Linked DNA regions of Homo sapiens: region 2 is linked to region 1. Evidence: read pairs that join two places in POLR2A ChIA-PET (ENCODE). Cell type or tissue: B cell. All regions are shown on one strand. Each heading gives the region's core, and the rest is flanking DNA. Links, peaks and the distances in the headings are about the cores only.

Region 1 (10,841 bases), core at 2,789-6,788:
GAGATGTGGGGAGGAGGAGGCAGAGATACGGAGAGATTCAGAGACACACCAAGATGGAGACATAAGGAGAGAGACACAGAGGAGAGACAGGCAAAGATAAAAAGCAAAAGAGACAGATGTTAAAAAAGAAAGATAGAAGCAATGTCAGAGACAGAGACAAGGGGAGGAGGAGAGGTAGGAAAGAGGAGGCAGGGATGAGAGGGAGAGAGAGAAGCCATCAGACAGATGAGCACAGGCAACCCTAGAATGGAAGGAAATTTGGACCCTGAGAGCATTCCCTGCCCCTCCCTCTCCCTGCATCCCCTGTCCCCATCAAACTCCCCAAGCTCCCAACTAGCTGTGCCTTTACCCACAATTGAACAAGATTAGAAAGAAAGAGCTGGGCAGATGGTGGGAGAGGCCTCCTACAAGAAGCCCTCCAGGATTGCCCCAGAAGAAGAGGGGAAGTTGAGGAGGTGGAGAAGAAGAAGGCGAGGATAAAGACAATCTCTGATGACTCCACCAGCCCCGACAGGTCAGCAAGACCTCTCCCTTGATTGTCCAGCTCAGTCTGCAATGTCAAATGCTCCCAGGGTTTGGGGAAGCCTCAAAGAAGGCTGGGTGAGTTGGGACAAAGCAACCCAGAGAGCTGGCTCTCAAAATGCATGTGGAGGGCGAGGCACGGTGGCTCACACCTATAACCCCAGCACTTTAGGTGGCTGAAGCAGGTGGATCACCTGAGGTCAGGAGTTCAAGACCAGCCTGGCCAACATGGTGAATCCTTGTCTCTACTAAAAATACAAAAATTTGCCAGGTGTGGTGGCAGGCGCCTATAGTCTCAGCTACTTGGGAGGCTGAGGTAGGAGAATCACTTGAACCCAGGAGGCAGAGATTGCAGTGAGCCAAGATCATGCCACTGCACTCCAGCCTGGGCAGCAGAGTGAGATTCTTGTCTCAACAACAACCAAAAGTAATGTACAGGGAGACACTTGGGTCCTGGCTGGAGGGTTGACAGAGATTGTCCAGCCCCACCTGCTTGTGGGAGGTGTAACCTGAATATATGTCAGGCACCCCACTGAGGTCCAGTCTTCTCACATTTCACATAATCTCACAGCCCCAAGAGATTCAAAGCCATGTCGCCCCCTCCTGGCTCTTCTCAACAGGTATTCAGTTTCCATTGCCAACACCTCTCACACCTTGCTTTTGTCCCCCACATCTTTTTCCTCCATTAATTCTCTACTCCCACCCCCAATCTTCTCCCACACTGAGCTCTTCCCTCCCTTTCCTTTCTTTCTTTTCTTTTTTTTTTTCTTTTTTTTTTTAGGGACGGAGTCTTGCTCTATTGCCCAGGCTGGAGTGCAGTGGTGCCATCTCAGCTCACCGCAACTTCTACCTCCCAGATTCAAGCAATTCTCCTGCCTCAGCTTCCCAAGTAGCTGGGACTACAGGCGTGCGCCACCATGCCCAGCTAATTTTTGTATTTTTTAGTAGAGACAGGGTTTCAGTATATGTCGGCCAGGCTGGTCTCAAACTCCTGATCTCAGGTGATCCATCCGCCTTGGCCTCCCAAGGTGCTGGGATGACAGGTGTGAGCTGCCACACCGGCCCCTTTTCTTTCCTCCCTCTTTTCTTCTCCCCTTTTCCTTTTCAAATTAGTGTCTTTGTTTGTGTAGGCAATGCATGCACATGTTGTAAAATCCAAAACAACCAAAAGATGAGGCACTGAGAATAAAGCTCTTTCCATCCCAGCCCTTCATCTCCCTCCCAAATGCAATCAACGTTGGCAGTTCCTTGTTCCACTGGAGATGGTCCATGCGTCGGCAACCATACCCACGTTCGTTTTGCTTGATTTCCAAGACAAATGGTAGCATTCGACACCCACTGTTCTAATCCTTCATGTTTTTTCAGTATGTCTTGAAGAGCGTGTACTAGCGAGTTGAAGGATAAATTCCTAGAAACAGAATTGTGTTTCTATGGGCAGATGTCACAGCCTCCCATCCCGGGTTTGTATCTCTGTCCTCATCGCTTGAATTTCTGTCTCACAAAAGGCACCTGAGTGGAGCCAGTGAAGAGAGAATTCCCGTGAAGAGCGGGGGAAGTGCGATGGCCCTAAACACATGTCAGTAAAGACTGTTCCTGGCCAGGCGCGGTGGCTCATGCCTGTAATCCCAGCACTTTGGGAGGCCGAGGCAGGTGGATCACTTGACGTCAGGAGTTCGAGACCAGCCTGAACAACATGGGGAAACCTCGTCTCTCCTAAAATAACAAAAATTAGCCGGGTGTGGTGGCACGCACCTCTAATCCCAGCTACTCGGGAGGCTGAGGCAGGAGAATCCCTTTAACCTGGAAGGCAGAGGTTGCAGTGAGCTGAGATTGTGCCACTGCACTGCAGCCCTTGGGTGGGCCTTGAGAGAAGTGAATGCTGGTTTGAGCCAGGTTCAGATTCCTGAGCTGTGTGACCCTGGGCAAGTGAACCCCTCTCTCTGGGCCTTCATCTCTGCTTCCATCTCTGTCTTTTTTTTTTCTAGGTCTGGTTTGTTCGCTCACATCCTCAGCCCCACCCAGCCCCCAGGGAGCGCACCCACCCAGCACCTCACCCCTGGGACTGAAAGAGGCTCAGGAACACTCAGGAATGTGCCCAGCAGGAGCTTTGGGCCTGGCTCCTGGAGGAGGTCCAGCCTGCAGGCGTGGGGACTCTCTGTGAAGGGGGTGGGCAGGGGAAGGGGCAAGAGGTAGAATGTGACGGGATCGGGGGTGGAGGGGATGCTGACAGAGGCTGAGAAAGGCACCCACAGCTGGAGGGACTCATACAGGGAGAGGAAGGGAGAGGAGAGAGGAAGAAATGATGGGCATGAAAGCAAGAGAGGAGAGTCTGGACAGATGGAGAGAAATAGAGAGACACAAGGAGACAGCGAGAGTACCAGGCATAGAGGCACATGCCTGTAATCCCAGCTACTAGGAAGGCTAAGGCAGGAGGATCCCTTGAGCCCAGGAGTTCAAGACCAGCCTGGGCAATGTAGTAAGATCCCATGTCTAAAAATAATAATTTAAAAGGGAGAGAGGCTGGGCGTGGTAGCCCACATCTGTAATCCCAGCACTTTGAGGCCGAGGCAGGTGGATCACATGAGGTCAGGAGTTCGAGACCAGCCTGGGCAACATGGTAAAACCCCATCTCTATTAAAAATACAAAAATTAGCCGGGCATGATGGTGCACGCCTGTAGTCCCAGCTACTCGGGAGGCTGAGGCAGGAGAATCGCTTGAACCCAGGAGGCGGAGGTTGCAGTGAGCCAAGATCACGCCATTGCACTCCAGCCTGGGCGACAGAGCAAGACTCTGTCTCAAAAAATATATAATAATAATAATAATAATAAAAGAGAGAGGGGGAAAGATTTCCACTAGGGAGGGCAGGCAGGTGGAGGAGACACTGGGGAGAGGAGAGGCAGTTGGGGGAGAAAAGTAGGGATGCATATGGGGGTGGGAAAGTGACAGGCTCTGGGGGGTGATACAAGGGGCTCACTGGGGTCTAGACTGGGCTGGGCTCACTTGAAGCTCCTCCAACTGTGCCCTGTTTTATAAACCATGGATTTAGGCTCAGCGGGGAGCCCAGTAGCTCCTTGATCTGTTCTCTCTCTCTCTTTCCCAATCCCTGTCTCTCATCTCCCTCCTCCCCGTTCTATTTCTCTCCACTCTGGTCGTCTTCTTTTGGTCTCTGTTCTCTCCTTCTCTCTCTCACTGTCTCTGCCCTTCTTGTGCCCCTCCCTTGGTCAGTCCGGCTCCTCTTCCCTAAGCCTCAGCTCCTTCCTGCAGCCTCTCTTGGCTAGAGGGGAATGGTCTCCGTTGGGGTCCTCAGGCAGTGGGGGACCGGCTGGAGGGCTGTACCCTCTGATAGCTGAAGCCAGGCTCCTGCACTTAGCTCCCTGCCGAGGTCCAGGTTGAGGACATCCATGATTTTTCATCACTGGGGCTCCCAGTGGGAGAGGGGTCTCAGAGGGAAAAGGGGACAGGAAAGGGGGCCGAGAGTGGCGAGGGGGTTCTCAGGAGGGAAGGGTGTTCGCGGTGAGGGAGGGGATTCGGGAAGGGGGATGGGCGCAGAGGGGAGGGTGGTATCGGGGGAGAGGCTTGGAGGAGGAAGGGGGCTCAGAGAAGGAACCCAGTCTCTCTCCCTGTCTTCCCCGGTCAGTAAATGGTCCCTGAGTCACCGTCTTCGTCGTCACATCCCGCCACCTCCCCGCCTGCGCCGGGTTGCTGTATCAGGGTCAGCGGGGCGGAAGCGCCACCCTTCCCCAGCGGGCTTCGGGTCACACGCATGAGGCTATTTATAGCGTGGGCGCGCGGAGGGCGTGGGAGGCGCGCCGGCGGACAGGGGGGCGGGGATGAGGGGGGTGCCCACTGCTGTCCCCAGCGACGAGCGGGTGAAGACACCGCGTCATGCGGCCTCAAAGGTCTTTGGGGCCCCCAGAAGCGCTGACTGATGAATGTAGTGGCCGTACCCGGGGAGGCTGAGGCAGGAGTTCAGGCTGCGGGACACCCCTGCAGCCTGGCTTCGCGCCTCCGTTTCTGCATCTGGAAAATGGGGAGACGGAGTGGCTGATCTCCCTTCCCTCTCCTTTCTCCTCCTCTTCTTCCCTCCTCTTCCTCCCTCACCCCTTCTGCAGAATGATTATAGTGTCATTTATACTATTATTATTATTACTGATATCTTTACTGTTTTTATTATTTGGTTGTGTTCTAAAGGTGTCCCTGGCCTGGATTCTAGGATTTGAATACCCTGGATTCTTTTCTTTTTCTTTCTTTTCTCTTCTTCTTCTTCTTTTTTTTTCTTTTCTTTTCTTTTTTTTTTTTTTTTTTTTTTTGACAGGGTCTCTCTCTGTTGCCCAGGCTCCAGGCTGGAGGGCAGTGGTGTGATCATGGCTCACTGCAGCCTCGATCTCCCAGGTTCAAGCGATCCTCCCCACTCAGCCTCTCGAGTAGCTGAGACTGCAGGTGCGCATCACCATGCTTGGCTATTCCTTTTTTTTTTTTTTTTTTTTTGTAGAGATGGGGTCTTGCTATGTTGCTATGGCTGGCTTCAAGGCTCAAGCCATCCCCTCGGCCTCCCAAAGTGTTGGAATTACAGGCGTGAACCACATGGCTGACTGACCCTGGATTCTAATTAGGGGGGACTGCAGTCTTGGGGCACTGGCTCCCTGACCTGCCACGTGGGATGGGGTGGGGAGACAGGAGGTGGAGATCCAGCCGTCTAGGGCTTCTGAAAGCCCACCCGCCCCAGGATTAGCTTGGGGGAAGGGAGGAAGCATAGAGAATCCAGAAATAGATTATAGGAGATTTGATCGTTTTGTGTGTGATGTTGGTGGAGGGCATTTCAGCGGGAGATGGATGGGCTTTAGGATAAAAGACCTCAGCTGTGCTGGTTTCGCATCTGGGAGACACTAAATGAGGACCCTTATCCTCCGTTGACACAAATAGACCAGAGCCAGACTGAGCCTTCAGTGTAAAAAACACCAAGAACCTGGAGTTCCAGAGAGCTTCGGGAATAAGGGATTTGTGTGTGTGTTGTTTACCATGAACCACTTAGAAGTAGGCCTAGCCTATAGTAGGTGCTCATTAAATAGTAATTCACGGAAGGAATGACGTCACCTCCTCCATTAATCCTGGGAGGCTGAGCTAAGAGCTGTCCCCCAGAGGCGCGGGCAGGCGCTGTCCACGGTGCTGAATGCTCGGTCCCACCCGTGTACCCTCAACGAACTAGGCTCCCTCCTGGAGTGGCCCTGGGGGACCCCTCTTGGAGCGCTCCTCGGGCCCCAGAATGCAGTGGACTCTCAGAAATGTCCTGCACTCAGAACCGCCTTCCAGAAAGCTTTTAGTCTCCATTAATAAAAACATCATCATTGATTTTTTTTTTTTTTTTTTTTTGACGGAGTCTCACTCTGTAGCCCAAGCTGGAGTGCAGTGGCGCGACCTCGGCTCACTGCAACCTCCGCCTTCGGGGCTTAAGCGATTCTCGTGCCTCAGCCCCCTGAGTAGCTGGGACTACAGGCGCGCGCCACCATACCCAGCTAATTTTTTTGTATTTTAGTAAAGACAGGGTTTCACCATGTTGCCCAGGGTGGTCTTGAACTCCTGAGCTCAGGAGATCTGCCCGCCTAGGCCTCCCAAAGTGCTGGGATTACAGGCGTGAGCCACCGGGGCCGGCCCATCATTGATTTTTCATGTCTTTTGCTCACGATTATTGGGCCTTCCCGTAGGCCAGGAGTCATGCCAGGGGCTCTGCAAGCCTCATTAGAGAGTTCTGGCAAACGTAGATGGTGGATGCTACTCCTGTGCCCATTCCACAGATGAGCACACCAAGGAATGCAGAGGATGTGAGACTTGCCAGGAAGTGGTGGACTTAGCAATTCACACTCAGGCCTGCTGGACCCAGGATGCCCTTATTGGCACCTTGCAGAAGAGGTCCATTGTATGTGGAAGAAAAGTGAGGCCAGGTTAGGGAAAGGGTTAGGCTGCAGCCCTGAAGATGCAACTCTGGAGGGCATCCCATGAGAACGGTAGGAGCTAAGACCTAGATGCAGCTCCTCCTAGCTGGAGGGTATCAGGGACTGAGTAGCCAGGAACGGAGGGATGTGTGAAGGCTTCTTAGGCAAGGAGCAGGGGAATAGCCCCGATGAATGGAGAGATTGTGACATGTCTGTTTACTAGATGCATGAGAGAAGAAAGCAATCCTGGCTGGGCACAGTGGCTCATGCCTGTAATCCCAGCACTTTGGGAGGCCAAAGCAGGTAGATCACTTGGTGGTCAGGAGTTCGAGGCCAGCCTGGCTAGCATGGTGAAACCCCATCTCCACTAAAAATACAAAAAATTAGCTGGGCATGATGGTGTGCATCTGTAATCTCAGCTACTCAGGAGGCTGAGGCAGGAGAATTGCTTGAACCCGGGAGGAGGAGGTTACAGTGAACTGAAATTGTGCCACTGCACTCCAGCTTGGGCAACAGAGCCAGACTCTGTCTCCAATAAATAAATAAATAGAAAGAAGAAGGCAATCCCAGGGCAGAACATCACTCCACAGAAGGGACTTGGCTGTCTCCGAGGTCCTGGGGTCTGAGAGAAGGCTCAAACTTCTGCCAACCCCAGTAGGCTCTAGAGTCAGTCAGCTCCACCTCTGGCTCTGTTCCACCAGGCAAGTTGTTAAAGCTCCCTGAGCCTCAGTTTTCCTCATCTGTACAATGGGGCTACTGTAAGAGTTAAAGAGGGCATGGGCATAAAAATCCTTAACATCATGCCTATGAAATGCTGGGCTGGGCACGGTGGCTCGAGCCTGTAATCTCAGTACATTGGGAGGCCGAGGCAAGAGGATCACTTGAAGTCAGGAGTTCAAGACCAGCCTGGCCACTAGAGATGTATTTGTATTTTTAGTAGAGATGAGAAACCCCATCTCTACTAAAAATACAAAAACTAGCTAGGTGTGGTAGCACGTGCCTGTAATCCCAGCTACTCGGGAGGCTGAGGCAGGAAAATCGCTTGAACTTGGAAGGTGGAGGTTTCAGTGAACCGAGATCACACCACTACACTGCAGTCCGGGTGACAGAGTGAGACCGTGTCTCAAAAAACAAACAAACAAACAAAAAAGCTGGATAAATGGGGTTTGTTGTTGATATTATTGTAAGTTGTGAAGCAAACCCACCCTCACCTAAATTCACTGATTTGTTCATGTCATTTATTCATAACATGTTTATAGAGCCTTTAAAACATCAGTTGGGCGTGGTGGCTCACACCTGTAATCCTAGCACTTTGGGAGGCTGAGGAGGGTGAATCACTTGAGCCCAGGAGTTCAAGACCAGCCTGGGCAGCAGGGCAAAACCCTGCTTCTGCAAAAAATTAAAAAGAAAAAAGTCAGCCGGGTGTGGTGGTGCATGCCTATACTCCCAGCTACTTGGGAGGCTGAGGCAGGAGGATCACTTGAGCCCTGGAGGTCAAGGCTGCAGCAAGCTGAGATCATGCCACTGCACTGCAGCCTGAGTAACAGGCTTTGAGTGAGACTCTGTCTCAAAACAAAACAAAACATCAAGTGGCCTGTGCAAAATGCTGTGAGGCACATAGGAAGATCTGGAAGTAACCCTTCACACCACCATGCTTTTGCTCATGCTGTTCCCTCCACCCAGAGCACCATCTCCCTCCTGCTCATCTCCCCCTCATCACATCTTCTGAGACTCAAGTAAATGGTGGTGGTGGAATCAGGGTAGGCTTCCCAGAGGAAGAGAGCCCTGGATACCCCACTCCTCAGCTCCCTTAGCCCTCCCTCATCTCTTTCATTCTAACCCCATGGGACGTGCAGGAGTGATGGCTAGGAATAGGGCTGGGTCCCAGAGCCAGGAACAGTGCCTGGTATACAGTAGGTGCTCAATTAATGCTTGTTGCATAAATAAAATAAGTGACTTCATGAAGGAACCAGGTGGCATTTACCATTCACAGCCTCAGGATCCTGCCAAGACCTAGTCAGTGGATTACGATGTTGGGAAGCAGCGGGGCACCACATGAATAAATAAATGAAGCGGGCAGAGATAAGGCCCATACACCATACAGGGTGGTCTGCTATGTGTTGGTGCTGGGTGTATACACAAGAGCTTGCATTTGCCTGTACTTGCTTGGGTATTTGCAGCAGTAGTTGGCTCATCTTACCAGGGCAGGCAGGTGCCTGCCTCTACATGGATATGAGTGTGCATGTGTGCAGAGTATGTGCACCATTTAAGTGCAGGTGGGAGTCTGCACATGTGTGTCTAGGAGTGGGGTGTCACTACATCAGAGACACACTGGTGTGTGTGAGCTTGTGGGTGATATGTTAGGTGGAAAACACACATATTGATGTTTGCATGTGTACATGGATGCAGTTCTGTGGCAGCTGTATTTGTTTATCTGCATACATGTATGCACTTGTGTGCAATGAAATACTCAAATGTGTATTTACTTGTATGCATCATCATCCACTTGTTGAAAGGGGCTGCTTTGAATGTCCAGGCAAGTGTTGTCATGTGCATACACACATGGCTTTGACATGTGCTTATATGAATATATATGTGCTTCATGGGGTTGGGGACCTTAACAGATATGTATGGGTACATGTCTGAGTGTTAGGACATGAGTGAATCTTTTTTTTTGAGACAGAGTCTCACTGTGTTGCCCAGGCTGGAGTACAGTGGCAGGATCTCAGCTCACTGCAACCTCCACCTCCCCTATTCAAGTGATTCTCCTTCCTCAGCCTCCCGAGTAGCTGAGACTACAGGTGCGCGCCACCACACCTGGCTAATTTTTTTTATTTTTTAGCAGTGACAAAGTTTCACCATGTTGGCCAGGCTGGTCTTGAACTCCTGACCTCAAGTGATCTGCCCACCTTGGCCTCCCAAAGTCAAAGTGATGAGATTACAGGCCTGAGCCACCGCGCTCGGCTGGACATGGGTGGATCTTTATGTGACATGTATATTGTGAGCATTCATCAGACACGTGGATACATCTATATGCGTGCTGGCAGACACACACACTCACACGTGTGTTGCTGGGACTATATCTGTAGCGGCAGACTGTGTCCTATATACACGTGTATGCTTGTGTTCACACAGGCATTTGAGTACACACGTGTGCCTACGGAATGTGCCTTCCCAGGCACATGGTCTGCGTAGAGCCTTCATACATCCTAAGCATTTGTGTCCACACAGGAACAAGTCTGGGTATGAATGTGTGTAGGGATTGGCAAACGCCTGTGGGTCCCCGGTGGAGGGGAGGGGGGACAGGTATTTCCTCAGCTGAGCTCAGGCAACACGGCAACCCATCTCAGCCTAGCTTCACTCCTGCCAAGCCCACCCCAACATCTCTCGTGCTCAGCCATCCCAGCCCCTCCCCTCTCTGGGCACCATCCCACCTCTCCCTGGGAGACTGGCCTCACCCAGCACTTCTCCCTCTCCCCACCCCTCCCTGCCTCCTACTCCTCCTCACTCCAACCTCACACCTCCCTTTACACCTGAGGGCCTTACCTCCCACCCCTGTCAACCTCTTCCCCAGCCTTGCCCCTCCCAGCGATTCCTCTCCACTCAGCCGGGCCCCTCCCTGTAAAGTCCACAGAATCCAGCACAGTCCTCCCCCAACGTCTCTGTTTCTGGAAGCCTCATCCCTCTTGCCTCCTGCTGCCCCCCCTTAATGCCACCCCCGCAGCCGAGCCTCCTGTTTGCGTCAGAGTTAAGGGTGAGATCCCCGCCCCCCCCCCCCCCCCCCCACTCCACTAGGCAAACCTTCCAGAGAAGCCCAACTTGGAGGATGTGAGGCGGGGTGGGGCGGGATGCTGGGGGGAGAAGAGAGAGGATAGAGGAGTCAGCCAAGAACACCCACGTCGGAACCTCCTCCAGTGCCACCTTTAAGAGCCCGGCTACTTAGAGCAGGGGGAGAGGTCAGTAGGGGGTCTGGACATTCAAGTTCTCCTCCCATTCCGTCCTCAGGCCTAGGCGGTGGGGGTCGCCTAGGGGTCTCCTTCACTTCCCTACTCCCCTAACTCCATAGGCCTGGAGGCTAGGGGATGGAGGAGTTGACCTTTGACTCTAGGGACCCTTCTTCCACCACCCCCAGCCCCGTCCAGCAGAAACGAGCTTAGAGAAAGTAGGCCCCTGTCCCTTTAAGAACACCCGCGTCCACGCCGGCCCAGCCCGGCCGGATTTGCACTCGGAAGCTGCCGCGGCGGGGAGCGGGCGGGCGGGGCAGGGTTTGTGAATGAATCGGCCGAGGGGGAGGGGAGGGAGGAGGAGGGGCGGCGGGGGCGGTTCCCGGCTCCCCGGCCTGCCCACCCTGTGTCCAGGCAGCAGGAGTTCAGCACACGCACGCTTCC
Region 2 (4,000 bases), core at 1-4,000, 160 kb after region 1:
CACCATTTTGGCCAGGATGGTTTCGATCTCTTGATCTCTTGATCTGCCTACCTCAGCCTCCCAAAGTGCTGGGATTACAGGCGTAAGCCACTGTGCCCAGCCTCAGTCCTTTCTCCTAAAGCACCATGAACTCATTCCAGTCTTTAGACCTTTGAATATGCTGTTCTGTTCACCGGGGGTGTCTTTTCCCTCCTATTCTTCAGGAACCAAATGCTGACTGATCTTTTAAATCTCAATTCAAACGTCACCTCCTCCAGGCAGCCCTCCACTACCCACCCTAGCAGTAGACCGACCTGGACACAGACAGTGAGGAGGAAGCTGTCAAAGTCCTGGGGGCTGCGGCGGAGAACATAGGAGCCAGGACGTGAGCCCCCAGTCTTGAGCTTGTTGATGGCAAAGTCCAGACTGTGGGGGAAGGTGAGAGGGAATGGGGAGGAGTCAGAGATAGAAGAAGACAGAGAGACCTGGGCTCAAATTCAGGTACCTCTGTAGCCCTGGGATCCTTGCCAGGTGACACCCTCCCCCCATTTATAAAATCAGCCATGGGCCAGGCGCCGTGGCTCACGCCTGTAATCCCAGCATTTTGGGAGGCCGAGGCAGGTGGATCACGAGGTCAGGAGATCAACACCATCCTGGCTAACACCGTGAAACCCCGTCGCTACTGAAAATACAAAAAAATAGCCGGGCGTGGTGGCGAGCACCTGTAGTCCCAGCTACTCGGGAGGCTGAGGCAGGAGAATGGCGTGACCCTGGGAAGCAGAGGTTGCATTGAGCCGAGATCGTGCCACTGCACTCCAGCCTGGGCGACAGAGCCAGACTCCGTCTCAAAAAAAAAAAGAAAAAAGAAAATCAGCCGTAAGTCTTGGCCTCTTCTGGGAGATTGTTTGTTTGTTTGTTTGTTTTAATAGAGACAGGGTCTTGCTTGGTTGCCCAGGCTGGAGTGCAATCTCAGCTCACTGCAGCCTCCAACTCCTGGGCTCAAGTGATCCTCCTGCCTCAGCCTCCGGAGTCGCTGGGACTACAGGTCAACCACCACACCCAGCTATTTTTTTTTCTTTTTTTGTAGAGATGGGGTCTCTCCTGTTGCCTAGACTTGTCTCCAACTCCTGAGTTCAAACAATCCTCCTGCCTTGGCCCCTCAAAGCGCTGCGATTGCAGGTGTGCCCCACTATGCCTGGCCCTTCCTGGGAGATTAAACAAGAGGCTGTAGGTGAAGGTGGGCGACTTGTCCATCTCCAGGAAATGGCCCTGGGGTCAGAGAGAGAGAGAGTAGTGGTCGCCCTGTGAAGCAGAAGGAATACTTCAGCTTCACTGAGCGCTGACTGTGCGGCAGGTGTGGTTTGAAAACTTGACCCCTGTCCAGGGCTCCTGGAAGGTGAGGACACTGAGGCATAGAGAAGGGGAGGGGCCCTGAGTGGCCACAGAGGCCGGGAATGGGGGACAGGTCCTTACGTGATGGGGCCGTGGCACTGCTCGGCCACTTCCTCCAGCAGCCTCGGCGGTGCCACCTCCTTGCAGAAGAAGTGCTGGGAGTCCGTGGTCAGCCGGAAGTAGCCGTCCACGAGCGCCACGAACGACAGAGCCTCGGGCAGCCCTGGGAACTCGGCCTCCTGCGAGGGACAAGCGTCAGAGCCCAGTGAAACCCGAGGGTGCCGGTCCCGCCCTCGGGGTAAGGCTGAAGGGGAGGGGAATCCTGCACCCACTAAAATCTGGTTGTCTGTCCTGGTAACAGTGACCAGGCGGTGCTCTCCGGCCGGGCCAACGCGCGGGGCCTGCTTGATGCTAATGTCTACGATTTCTGGAAAGTCGCAGAAGGGCTGGAGGACCTGGGAAGGAGGGGGAGTACCGAAGTGGGGGCCCAGCTGGACCCCGCCAAACCACGCCCATGAACCCACCCCCAAGCCACACCATCCACTCCCTATCCCTTTGCCATTCAACCCTTCCAAGCCGCGCCCCCTCCTATCAACTCCAACCTCTCAACACCTCCCCTACCCATCCCCAAACATCTCCCACCCGCTCTGCCAATCCCCGCCTCCTTCTCTCTGCCGGACCCCGCCCCTTGATCCCTGCCCCGCTTCGCAGCCTCCCAGCTCTCGGAGCCTCACTCTGCCTCTTAGTCTTGCCTCGTTCCAGCGCCCACCCACCCACTCCTCAACCCCTCCCATTTTCATTCCCGGGTCGCTCAGCCCAACCCTTCACTCAGTTTGCCCCTCCCATTCCCGCAGTCTCCTCCCTCACTAAGCCCCGCCCCTCATTAAGCCTCGCCCACTTCCCCAAGTCTTTCGTTTTGGCTCCGCCCCACATCCCCTACCACTCTCCGGCCCCTCCCCGAGCCCCGCCCCCACGTTGGCCCCGCCCAGCGGGGGAGTCCGCCCTCACCTCCTGTTCTCCCTGGGTCCAGGCGATGCCGCCGTCACCAGCCACGCGGAGCAGCCCCAGCCCGTCGTGGCCACCAAGGGCCCCAGGGAGGCCCACGTGGAAGGTCTCGGCGGCCCCGGCTGGATCCAGCCGCTCCAGGTCCATGATGTACTTGGCCATGAGCGAGTGCCGGTCTGCCTGGCAGGCGGCCACGCGGCGCAGGGCTCTGCGCACCGTCCTCCGAATACGCCTCCGCGTCACGAAGCTCAGGCCCTGGATCAGGTCGCGCAGGCTTGGGGGTAGGCAGGCCTTGTAGCTGCAGGGGTTGGAGGGGAGGGAGCCGGCCCTCAGCGTCGGGAGGGGTCCCCGCGGGGACACACACAAACCCAGGCTTTAGCCCAGGGGCTGGGGTGCGGCCCTAGTTGGGGCACCAGGCACACACAGACTCTCATTCAGGGTCAGGTATGAGGACCGGACCTCAGAGTAGGGGAGGGCCATTGGCGCCCACAGGTCGGACAGGGACCCCACAGGCCTTTTAGCTGGGGGAGGTCAGGTGTCTGTCCAGCTGGAGCCTGGGGGTGGAGAGGGCTGGGTTCGTGGGAGGCCCTGGGTCATAGGAACACCCTGAAAGCTTGCAGGAGAACTCCATGGTGGGAGCCCGGCAAAGCCCCGATGGAGCCCACGTTGCTCACTCCCAAGCAGAGGCCGTCCCCACAGCCTGGTGGCTCTCACCTGACAGTCTTCAGCAGCTCTCCCGGCCGCTGGGCCTGCTCTCGCGCCATCCGGGCCAGGTCCAACACGGCCAGGCTGAGACACTCACCCTGCTCCTTGAGACTGAGGCCCACGGGGAGGCGCCCACTCACCAGGTCACTGCGGTGCTGGGGGGCCGCCACAGGGAGCATCAGCTGAGGCCACCCAACTTCAAGCCCTGTTGTTAACCTGCAGACCCCCCCAATCCTGGGCTGACCCCCACCCCTGGACTGCCACAGGGAGGGTCAGACGAGGCCCCACCTGATTGCATGCCAGTCCTCATGTTGCCCCTTGGACCCCCAACCCCCTGGGTCAAACCCCAGGCAGAACCCCACCTGGGCAAAGAGGTGCTCCAGGACTGGCAGGTCAAGGATAGCACTGGCCAAATCCTTGCGTAGCCCGAAGCGGTGGCACTTCTCCAGCCCAAACCAATTGGGGAAGTAAAAGCTGTGAGGAGAGGAGAGAACCCTGGGATGAAAGTGCAACCCAGCCTCAGTAGGAGTGACATTATGGTGGGGGCGAGGGACAGATTCTGCGGAGGCCTCACAGAGCCCAGCTTGTACCTTTAACTTGCTGTGTGACCTTGGGCAAGTGACCCACCCTCTCTGGTCTGTTTCCTCATCTGAGAAATGGGTAGTGACCATACCTCCCTGGGGCAGGGGTGTGGGCACCTCGAAATGCAAGGAGATGATAAAATTGTACAATCCCTGGGGGCTGGGGGGCACTTCCTACCGAATCCTGTACAGCAGGACTTGGGTGCTGGCATCCTCCACGGAGAAGATGTGGCTCGGGGGGAACCAGCAGGACAGGTCCTCCGTGGCCAGAGCAAAGAGGGAGTGGTACACAGGCAGGATGCCTACAGGGGATGGTCCCATCAGCTCCCTCCTGAGTC

Evidence for each region. ChIA-PET counts read pairs that join two places held together with the same protein. Peaks named below come from ENCODE experiments on the same cell type or tissue, not always from the same donor. Only the 100,000 strongest peaks of a DNase experiment are listed, where the experiment ranks them.
Region 2: POLR2A ChIA-PET joins it to region 1 with 5 read pairs; 7 of 35 experiments call an interaction of 5 or more read pairs at or near these places.

Annotation. Positions count from the first base shown.
Region 1 is chr19:17,676,080-17,686,920 of GRCh38, forward strand. All of the region lies in intron 1 of UNC13A (unc-13 homolog A), which reads right to left. Among named protein-coding and RNA genes, the nearest start is that of UNC13A, 6.9 kb to the right of the region's middle. RefSeq lists enhancers at 1,004-1,073, 10,455-10,841. In B cell, for the core only: no CTCF peak of the experiment used is centred there; DNase peaks (open chromatin) are centred at 4,292 and 5,672; H3K4me3 peaks cover 1,026 bases; H3K27me3 peaks cover 2,307 bases.
Region 2 is chr19:17,839,937-17,843,936 of GRCh38, forward strand. It overlaps JAK3 (Janus kinase 3), which reads right to left. Exons shown (of 24, transcript NM_000215.4): 3 at 3,841-3,964; 4 at 3,444-3,555; 5 at 3,091-3,236; 6 at 2,380-2,674; 7 at 1,704-1,826; 8 at 1,453-1,610; 9 at 294-405. Among named protein-coding and RNA genes, the nearest start is that of JAK3, 6.0 kb to the right of the region's middle. RefSeq lists silencers at 2,127-2,363, 2,256-2,345. In B cell, for the core only: no CTCF peak of the experiment used is centred there; a DNase peak (open chromatin) is centred at 2,275.